Linked DNA regions of Homo sapiens: region 2 is linked to region 1. The links are chromatin loops, found by intact Hi-C in ENCODE. Cell type or tissue: endothelial cell of umbilical vein. All regions are shown on one strand. Each heading gives the region's core, and the rest is flanking DNA. Links, peaks and the distances in the headings are about the cores only. Region 1 overlaps PER2 (period circadian regulator 2). Region 2 holds the start of TRAF3IP1 (TRAF3 interacting protein 1).

The links. Peaks named below come from ENCODE experiments on the same cell type or tissue, not always from the same donor. Only the 100,000 strongest peaks of a DNase experiment are listed, where the experiment ranks them.
Region 2: it touches region 1 in a loop (2.7-fold over the local background); 18 of 110 quality-filtered maps call a loop at or near these places.

What each region holds. Positions count from the first base shown.
Region 1 is chr2:238,261,550-238,266,918 of GRCh38, forward strand. It overlaps PER2 (period circadian regulator 2), which reads right to left. Exons shown (of 23, transcript NM_022817.3): 9 at 3,963-4,041; 10 at 1,403-1,509; 11 at 642-795; 12 at 180-288. Among named protein-coding and RNA genes, the nearest start is that of HES6, 24 kb to the left of the region's middle. RefSeq lists an enhancer at 2,234-2,734. In endothelial cell of umbilical vein, for the core only: a CTCF peak has its summit at 2,112 (motif pointing left); a DNase peak (open chromatin) is centred at 2,122.
Region 2 is chr2:238,318,075-238,323,443 of GRCh38, forward strand. TRAF3IP1 (TRAF3 interacting protein 1) reads left to right here and starts at 2,444. Exons shown (of 17, transcript NM_015650.4): 1 at 2,444-2,711. The coding sequence starts at 2,589. RefSeq lists silencers at 2,098-2,577, 2,708-2,937. In endothelial cell of umbilical vein, for the core only: no CTCF peak of the experiment used is centred there; a DNase peak (open chromatin) is centred at 2,327; H3K4me3 peaks cover 1,741 bases.

The sequences.
Region 1 (5,369 bases), core at 111-5,110:
CTATGGACTGTCTCGGACTAGCACAGTCTATGCCCAAACTGTCCCCTGGGGGATGTTCAGAGAATGACAGATGAAGCTGTCTGAGTGGGTGTGCCAGGACCAGGGTTCAGAGCCTATGTCCTCTGCAGGGGGCTCTCAGGCTGCTACCTGGGAGGAGGACATGCAGGCACCACACCCACCTGCAGCAGGAGCCGGTGGATCTGCTCTGTGAGCTCCTGAATGCTGGGGTGCAGGGCCTTCTCCTCTGTGCAGGGGTGGGCTGCAAACACGTCCTCATTCAAAGGGCCCCTGCGTGGTTTTAATTCATCTTGTTAGATGGGGCCCCACAGGAGGACCTCTCTGGCGTGACTGTATAGCCACTACATGCTGCCTGCCTGGGTGGGCCCTCTGCCTCTCCCCTGCAGCCCCCCAGGCTGCTGCCTGTCCACTCCCTACTCTGCTTGAATGAGGTCCCTCCCACTTGGGGGCAGAGGACAGGTCACCCCTGCCTAGCAGTCTGGGGCTCCAGATTGGTGGCAGGAAGCAAGGTTTCGGTCTTGGCCTCTCAGCCCCTCCCTATGCCATCTGTTGCTGGGAGGTGAGGACAGCCCGAGACCCCCGCCCAAGACCCCTGAGCCACCTCGGGCCCTTGGAGCACTCACACCCTGACTTTGTGCCTCCCAATGATGAAGGAGATTTTCCTGCTCCATGGGTTGATGAAGCTGGACCAGCTGGTGTCCAACGTGATGTACTCTCCGTTCCGGGCGCGAAACCGAATGGGAGAATAGTCGAAAGGCTGCCCGCCTGACTGCAGGACTAGGAGAGCAAAAGCCAGCATTCAGGGGAAAAGGGGAGCAAACAGGATTTATAGTAGAGAGAGACAAGTCAAGAGTCACTCAGGCCCAGGATCATTTGCAAACTGTAGGGGTATGAACACTTCTTCAAAGCCACTGCTTTCAACCTCCTGTTTTTGCTGTAGATTACCAGGAGGCTGTTTCCAGCAGGAGCTGTTTCATCCCATGTTTCACCTCTGCTAGTGTCACTTGCATCTATGAGGGCTGGGCTTGGTGAGGACATGCACTGTGCACTCCCCTGGCCTGGTGAGAACCTTCCTAGCCACAGATGAACTGGTCTCCCCTCCTCCCATGCGCCACTGAAGCCAACAGTAAACATAAGATGCTACGGACTCAGGCCACGGACTGAGAAACAACTGGCCACAAAGGAACTCACATGAGTTTACCCCTCTCTCTCGACTCCACTGGGCACTGCAGTGCCAGGAGGGAGGCGGCGAGGCGGGCGTCTACCACCTGCTTGTCCTTAGCTGATCTGACCTGTCAGAGCTAGACTGGTCCCAAGAAGCAGCCCCAAGGACACAGGAACTTCCGCCAAACACTTCAGGATGTACCATGAAAAGGGGACCTACTCTTTTTGTGGATGGCCAGCATCAAGGGCCTGTCACTAGGGTGGAGCTGCACGAGCACTGGGGTTTCAATCAGGTCCTGAGGTAGGTAGCCCAGGAGAGGGACCGCCCTGGAAGGCAAGCAGACACACGCTAGGATTGGCATCCAAACAGATGAGGAGATTGTCACTAAGAACCATCTTATTCCCTGGAAAGAGAAGATACACTCCAAACCCCACCCCCTCCCCCACCCCCGGAGATCAAAAGTTGGACTAACAGAACCAGCTAGACTTTTAATCAATAGCAAACGAAGGTTCACTGTCCAGGACGCTGAAGGAGGCTCCCTCTGCTGGGGCCTGAGTGCTTCAGCTCTGCGTTTCACCTCCCAAGAGATAAGTCATGATCATGCTTTTGTTTTCTTCCTTCCAGCATCTTTTTCTTTTTCAGTGTCATTCATTAGTTTGGCCACATGTGACCTGGCATGGATTTTTGCTTAACAAGTTTTGCCTGGGCCTCGGAAAACCCTTTGTATGTGCTTCTTTTCCAGCCTGGTCTCGTGTGACTTTGGCCTCAGCATCCAGTTGGTTTACTGTGGCTTCTTTGGAGTCTCGGTGGCTGGCTGGGCCTCTGCCCTTTGAGCTCATGCCTCCTCCCAGAGCTGTGGCTTTGCTCCATTGCAGGACGGAGCTGAACTTCAGCAGCACCTTCTGCTTCTGTTTGTGTCCAGCGCCCTCTGCCGGCTCCACCGACCATTTCTTCTCCCGATCTGCCTCTTAACACTTGTTGCATCCAAACCAATGTTTCCTCAAACTCTGCTGCTTGTGTAGAAGGATTTTCCCTGTGAATCTTTAGACCATGGTGCAGAACTTTCTCAAGGGCCTGGCGTTATTCTTTGATTTCCTCCTTCTTGTCTGAGGCTCTCTCTTCAGGCCTCATGTTTTCCTTTGGACAGGATATACAGAATGTTCCTGGCATCCGTCCCATCAAGGCCTTGCTGAAGGAGGAAGAAGAGGAAGGAAGAGGAGAGGAGTGGGGGAACAGGAAGGAAAAAGAGGGGGAGGAGGAAGAGGAGGGAGCAGAAAGGGGGTGGAGGGTGAAAAGAAGGAGGGGAGGAGGAGGGGGAGCCCTGGCTGTCCTTGGGCTTTGTGAGCCAGGCCACACACAAGGCTTCATCAAGGAGAGCTTGCAGGCTGTGGCCCATCATGCCAGGTGAACCTGTCTGCCAACCTCCCTGCACAGGGCTGAGCTGGACACCAAGTTGGCATGGGAGTGGGTTAGAGACAGTTCTCAGATCTCTGAAGGAAGAAAAGTCTCCAGAGGCTGCTTTACATATACGGCCCCAGGCCCTGCCCTCCAAGATCCTGGTTCCACAGGGCAGGGTGGTGTCCAGAAGCCTGCATCTGCAAACTGGCTCTGCCCCAGGCAGCCCCGCGGACACACCTGAGCCACCTGGAGCTGGAAGTGACGGATCCCTTTTTACCCATAGAGCCTCCCCAGGAAGCTGTGTGGCCCTGACTCCAAGGATGGGGGCCTGTGTCCCTGGGCCAAGAGTAGAGGAGGGAGAGGTCTTGATCCTCCAGCTTCTAGGTGACCTGGTTCATTTTAGGAACCCAGCACACTGGTGCTTCTTGGTCCACTTCCTGTGGTATCTTCTGAGGTCACTTTTCGGTGACTACTGCCAGTGGCCCACACATTTTTTTTCTTTCTATTTTTTTGAGACAGGGTCTTTTGCTGTGACCTAGGCTGGAGTGCAGTGGTGCAATCATAGCTCACCGTAGCCTTGAACTCCTAGGCTCAGTGATCCCCCTGCCTCAGCCTCTGAGTAGCTGGGACTACAGGTGCACACCACCACACCCAGCTAATTTTTATTTTATTTTGCAGAGACAGGGTCTTGCTACGTTTTGAACTCCTGGTTTCAAACAGGCTGGTTTCAGACTCCTGGCCTCAAGTGATGCTCCTATCTCAGCTTCTCAGAGTGCTAGGATTATAAGTGTGAGCCACTGCACCTAGCCGGCCCAAGTGTTTTTGGAGTCTTCATGCATTTGTGGAGGAGCTGGGAGAAGATGCATGGTGGGGGCAGAAGCCACTCAGAACATGGGTGCTCCCAAATCTCACTGGGACTGTTCGCACCTGCTACAGCACCCTGAGGGGGAGACCCAGAGAGAGGGACCCAAGTGGGGCTCTGAGGCATGGAGAAAATCCTGTCCCCTGGAGAAGCCTCTAGCACACAGGCTGGAAGATAGACTTCTGCTGGGATCCAGCCAATGGCATCTCCGGCTTCCACCCTGACACTGGTCCCAGGCAACAGCGCCTCTGTCTGGACCATTATCCACTCCGAATGGGTTTATATGGGAGAATTAAGACAGGCTCAATTAGATCAACAGCTCTCCAGAAAGCCTCAATTACACCATGTGCATATCTTAGGAAGTTTTCAGTGTAATTCCATAATTATTTCATTGCCTGTATATAATTACATGTTTTTGTCCATTATCATGTAATTATAAAACCAAGATGCAGTCTTGGCTTTGGCTAAATAGCTTTTATATCAAAAACATGAAAAAGGGGGTGGGTCAAGACCACGTACCTTTCATCCACATCCTGGAACAAACAATTTGGTGTATGGGTGGTTGTAAAAATTCTCTTTTCAGGAGGAATTCTAGGGGCTGAAAGAACAGAATATTGCACACATTTGTGATCCTAAGAAATGCATATTTGATGTTATATTAAAACTACCAGAAAACACCCTGTAGATTCAGAGTAATGAGCAGCTAAAGAAAAAAATTAAAACATGGACTCTGAACAACAGAGACTGCCACACTGAGAACCTTATGCTGGTTGTGGGATCGTTGGCCAGCCTTCTTAGCTTCTTTATATGCTAGTTTTAGTCTAGTAAATCGAAACTGCCGTGTTAACAAAACCACACGGACCACGTAAAGACTACTCTTAGCAAAATAAAGCTGGAAGGCCATCTTTACGATTTTTTTTTTTTTTTTTGAGACAGAGTCTTGCTGCGTTGCCCAGGCTGCAGTGCAGTGGCACGATCTCGGCTCATTGCAACCTCCGCCTCCGAGGTTCAAGCGATTCTCCTGCTTCAGCCTCTCCAGTAGTTGGGACTACAGGCGTGTGCCACCACGCCCAGCTAATTTTTTGTATTTTTAGTTGAGGTGGGGTTTCACCGTGTTGGCCAGGATGGTCTCGATCTCCTGACCTCGTGATCCGCCCACCTTGGCCTCCCAAAGTGCTGGGACTACAGGCGTGAGCCACTGCGCCCGGCCCCATCTTTATGATGTTTAAGATGAAACTACAGTGATCTGACACATTATTTTTAGGAAAATGAGTTACATACTTGGATTCAAATTTCTTTTTTTTTTTTTTAATGAGACAGGGTCTCACTATGTTGCCCAGGATGGTCTCAAATGCCCAGGCTCAAGAGATCCTCCTACCTCAGCCTCCCAAAGTGCCAGACCACAGGCATGAGCCACTGCACCTGGTCTGGATTCAGATTTCTTAGCAAATGTCACTATACTGGAGAACTTCACAGTTTAGAAACTAGACAAAGGTGGACAAAGCTGATAGAGTAATTTGCATAAAGTGAGTCATATATCCAAAATTTTCCTCAATTCATGGACAAAACATTCAAAATTCCAACATTTTCATTCTTGAAGGAGACTGGTAATTTGGGGGAATAACTTGTTGAACTCTAAGTACCCTCTCTAAACCTTACTATTTGGAAAAGAACATTCTGTAATACACGCAGGAACACAAAAAACATTGCAGAGAAAGTCACATACTTAAAATATTTCTATCACTTTTAAGAGGCTGTCATTTGGCCGGGCGCGGTGGCTCGCGCCTGTAATCCCAGCACTTTGGGAGGCCGAGACAGGTGGATTGTCTGAGCTCAGGAGTTCGAGACCAGCCTGGGCAACACAGTGAAACCCCGTCTCTACTAAAATACAAAAAAAAAGAAAAAAATTAGTTGGGTGTGGCAGCA
Region 2 (5,369 bases), core at 96-5,095, 57 kb after region 1:
GAATGGCATATTAATATACGTGTAACAATATGAATGAATCTCAAAAATATAAGAGAAATAATGAAATACAAAAGACTGTGTACTGCATGATTCCATTTATATGAAACTCTAGAAGAGGCAAAATTATAATGACAGAAACCAGATTAGTGGCTGCCTGGGGCTGGGGTGGGGAAGGAGATGGGCTGCAAATAAGCAGCAAGAAATGTTTTAGGGTGCAGGGACTGTTCTGTATTCTGATTGTGGTGGTGGTAACATAATTGTATATAATTACCAAAATGTATCAACCTGCACACTTAAAATGTGTGAATTTTATTGTATGTAAATAATAAAATATAAATTTTAAGTAGAAGAGACCCCCACATCTAGATATACCATGTGCAAACTTCTGGCAAACCAATAATAAAAATAAAATCTTGAAGGCAGCCAGAAACAATAGACAGAAGAACAAAGAATTACGGAAGACTTTTATTCAGAAACTACGCAAGCCAGAAGTCAATGGAGTAACATCCTTAAAGTACTGAAAAACAAAAACAGTCAGTCTAGAATGCTACACTTTTCTTTTTGTTTGTTTTTGTTTTTTAAAGACAGAGTCTTGCTCTGTTGCCCAGGCAGGAGTGCAGTGGTGCCATCTTGGCTCACTGCAAGCTCCAACCCCCGGGTTCAAGCGATTCTTGTGCCTCAGCCTTCCAAGTAGCTGGGGTTACAGGCACACACCACTACGCCCAGCTAATTTTTATATTTTTAGTAGAGACAGGCTTTCACCATTTTGGCCAGGCTGGTCTCAAACTCCTGACCTTAAGTGATCTGCCTGCCTCAGGCTCCCAAAGTGCTGGGATTACAGGCGTGAGCCACTGTACCCCTAGAATTCTTTTTTTTTTTTTTTGAGACGGAGTCTCACTCTGTCACCCAGGCTGGATTGCAGTGGCATGACCTCGGCTCACTGCAAGCTCTGTCTCCTGGGTTCAGGTGATTCTCTTGCCTCAGCCTTCCTGGTAGCTGGGATTACAGGCGCCCGCCTCTGCACCCAGCTAATATTTTGTATTTTAAGTAGAGACGGGGTTTCACCATGTTGGTCAGGCTGGTCTCGAACTCCTGACCTCCCAACTCTAGAATTCTATACTTCTATGCTTAATAAATATTTGTGGCTGAATTTACTGGAGGTGGTTATAGGGGGACATGGAAGGAAAACTATAAAAATGCAATTTAGTATTTGTTGATAAACCATACAGCCTGACTGGCATTGAAATTGGTTGTCTGTATAACTTTTCCATTACCAACTGAACTGTGCTAGAAGAAATATTAAAGGAAGTTCTTCAGACAGGAGGGGTATGACACCAGATGGCGATTTAGATCTCCACAAAAAATGAGGAGGCCTGAAAATGGTAAAAATGAAGGTCAATTTAAAAGTTATAATGGGGGCGGTCGCGCACACCTGTAATACCAGCACTTTGGGAGGCCGATGCGGACGGATTGCCTGAAGTCAGGAGTTCCAGACCTGCCTGGCCAACATGGTGAAACCCCGTCTCTACTAATAATGCAAAAGCGAGGCTGGTGTGGTGTCGGGAGCCTGAAGTCGCAGCTACTCATGAGGCTGAGGCAGGAGAATCACTTGAACCTGGGAGGTGGAGGTTGCAGTGAGCCAAGATCGTGCCACTGCACTCCAGCCTGGGCGACAGAGTCAGACTTCGTCTCAAAAAAAAAAAAAGGTTATAATGGTGTTCTCATTAGAAGAACTACAGACCCCAGAGCTCTCAAATCGCCGGAAGGATTTCTGCGGTAGGCCTGTGCATGATGGACAGAGGACAGGTGGTAAAGAATCACGGACACCTAGTAGGACAACTAGGCATGGCTTTGTCCCGGTTTCAGAGCACCGACACAGCATTTAGTCACCATTTACCTTCTTGGGAGGTGGGTTAGGCAGCGGGCACACTAGTCCTGCTTTGTGGGAGCAGAAGTGAAGTCTCAGAGAAAACAGGTGACTTGCCCAAGAAGCCTTATTAATTACCAGCCAGGACAGCGTATTTTCTATTCCGTGTGTTTTGGGATAACTTAGTGCCGTCCCCTCCGATGAACCAGTGCCTTCGAAAGCCCTTGAGATTTGGGAAACAGGCGGCACAGATCTTGGAGGTTACCTTGTTCTTAATCAGTCCTCAGGCAGTCGCCTCTAACGCGAGCGAACACCGGCTTCCCGAGGCCGTCGCTCGGCAGAGGAGGGGCCAGGCGCCCGATCCCAGATCCCCTTTCCCCGCCCCGCCGCGCCCCGCCTGCTCTGGCACAGCCGCACTCCCGCAAATCCCTCCCGCGGAACCCCCACTCCTGCCTGCGCGGGCGCTGGAAGGCGGGCAGGGGGCGGGGCGCCGCGGCGCGTCCGTTGCTAAGGCCGCGCAGCCCTAGTGACCGAACGCCCTGCGGCGGCCGCGCAGGCGCTGTGGTGGGCTCCGGTGCACTGTGGGATGGAAACCGGAGCGGCGCGTCCTGGCAGGACCGGGCGGCGGCGGCGGCGGGGCCGGCGGCGGCCAGGGACCCGGGCTTAGGCTCGGCCAGGCCGGCTGAGGGGCGCGGGCGGCCAGCGGGCGGCGGACGCCGTCATGAACGCGGCGGTGGTGAGGCGGACGCAGGAGGCGCTGGGGAAAGTGATTCGGAGGCCGCCGCTGACCGAGAAGCTGCTGAGCAAGCCCCCGTTCCGCTACCTGCACGACATCATCACGGAGGTGGGCGCCGGGGACCGGGCCCGGCCAGGTGCGGGTCGGGATTCCGGTGGGCGCCGAGGTCAGGGCCCGGGCCGGGTGGCGCCGGGTGCGAGCCGGGCTCGGGCTCAGGTGCGGGTCGGGGGCCGGGGCTGGGCCGGAGTCGGGGCCCGGGCCGGGTGTGAACCGGGTGTGGGCCGGGCTCGGGGTGCAGGTCGGGGACCTGTTCAGGGCCGGGTGTGGGCCGGGCACAGGGTGCGGGTCGGGGGCCGGGGTCAGTTCCGGGGTCGGGGCGAGAGTTCTGTGCGGCCCCTGCCTGGGAGCCCGGCCTGTAGGCCCAATTCCGCGGCGCCCTCCGTGAGGAGGTCCTGCCCCTCCCCCGGCTCCGGGCCGCCGCTTACAAGGAGGCTCCGGGCCCTCAGGAGCATTCTTACTTCTTCCCTGCCTGCCCTTGTATTTCCTTAGAGTGCATCTTCCATTATTGCTGGCAGAGCTGCTTCTGTGACTCCTGCCTCGTCTAACCTTGCAGAACCCCTCTCGCTTGCCCTGAAGTATGTAGCACGTGGAAGGCACTCCCTAAATCCTGGGAGAATGGAAATAATATTTTTTATACAACCCTTCTGCCCCAAAGTTTCCCTCCATACCACATTTTGGGTGCTTAATAAATGCCTGCGGGTGGATTTAGTGGAGGCGGCTGTAGGGGGACTTGGCAGGAAAGACTGTAACAGAGCTGCACAGCCTGCCCTACGTTGAGATTGGTGGTCTCTGTAGCTTTTTCCACTTGCGGATGGTGTGCTCCTCCGTGACGGAGACCCTGGCTTGCTTATTAGCATGGCTCTGGTGATCTGCACTGGGTAAGGTACATAGAAATTGCACAACAAACATCCCCTGTTGAGTGGGACCTGTCAAGGCTCGTGGTAACTCCCTGGTAACTCTCAGGAGCGTCACTGCAGCGGGCGCAGCACCCATTTCCATGGTGGACCCAAGGGCACGTGGGAACTCAGAGGTGTGTTTTGGGATTTAGGATTCAGGTTGGACTTGCAGACTTCCAGGGCCTCATGACCTCACCTGGTGATGGTCCTCAAGCTCTGTTTCTCACTCTTTTCAACAGGTTGGGTGCCTTATTCTTGCACAGACTTTGCTTTACTGGTTCTGCCCTCCTACCTTAGCTTATAACGTGTGGTCTCCTGGAGCGTGTGCCTCTGTGTTAAAACAGTGCCTAAAAATGCTCTCGAATCCACCCACATCCCAGGGCCTCGCCAGCCCTGGTCATGTCCTCCCAGCTGGTGCAGCACTTACAGCCTGTCCTGGACAGTGTGTGGGGAGAGGACCTGCTGTGTGGATAGCCCGGTGGGAGGGGGACAATGTGCCGCATCACCACCGTCCCGTGAAGTAGGCGGGTACCCGTCCTCTGACCCAGAGGGAACAAGAGCCAGTGTGAGCCCAGCCCACTCTAGCTGTGGCTGCCAAAACCTTTATTCTCCCAGGCCTGTCTGTCCCACTGAAATGCAGAGCCCCAGGAGGGAGGTGCAGGGAGTGTGCCTTATCCTTGTGGGGCAGTGATGGCGCTCAGCTCACGGTGGCTGTCCAGTCACTACCGCATAGTTGGTCAGAGGAATCCTAATGGGAGAGGAGGAGGAACATGGGCTGGGTGCTGTGGCTCACGCCTGTAATCCCAGCACTCTGGGAGGCCAAGGCGGGCAGATCACTTGAGCCCAGATGTTCAAGACCAGCCTGGCCAACATGGTTAAAACTCCATCTCTACTGAAAATACAAAAATTAGCTGAGTGTGGTGGTGCACCTGTAATCCCAGCTACTCAGGAGGCTGAGTAGGGAAGATTGCTTGAGCCGGGAAGGTTGAGGATGCAGTGAGCTGTGATTGTAACACTGCACTCTAGCCTGGGTGACAGAGTAAGACCCTGTCTCAAAAAAAAAAAAAAAAAAAAAAAAAAAGAATTGCCTTCTTGGCCAGGTAGATAGGGTGTGTGGAACGAGTTGCATGTTCCCAATTAGGAACGACTGGTCTGCTCTTCTCCCATAGACTTCCTCATCTAATGCCAAAGTTGATTTCTCTCCCTGTGTAAAGATAAATAAATTATGACCTACTTGATAAAGTTGTTAGAATGACTGACATATTGGAAAGGATTTTCAGATAATAGGTGGAGAGCCTCTTATGAAAATGCTTTACTGTACTGAATATTATACACACATTGCTATATTAGTATTTTAGCTATAGCTACACTAACCACCCCGTTTCATTAAGCTAAGTGTGGATACTGTGACGTTAATGTCTCTTGTCACTTACAGTTATTGTTCACAATTTTTTTTTTTTTTTTAGAGGGATTCTTGCTCTGTCGCCCAGGCTGGAGTGCAGTGACACAGTCTCCACTCACTGCAACTTACGCCTCCCAGGTTCAAGCAATTCTCCTGTTTCAGCCTTCTGAGTAGCTGGGACTGCAGGCACATGCCACCATGTCCAGCTAATTTTTCTATTTTTAGTAGAGATGGGGTTTCGCCATGTTGTCCGGCCTGATCTCGAACTCCTGACCTCAGGTGATCCGCCTGCCTCGGCCTCCCAAAGTGCCGAGATTACAGGTGTGAGCTACTGTACCCAGCCTATTGCTCACAATTTTAACTGCCAGCATCCTGGGAAAACCTCAACAGGGACAAAATGAAAATGTT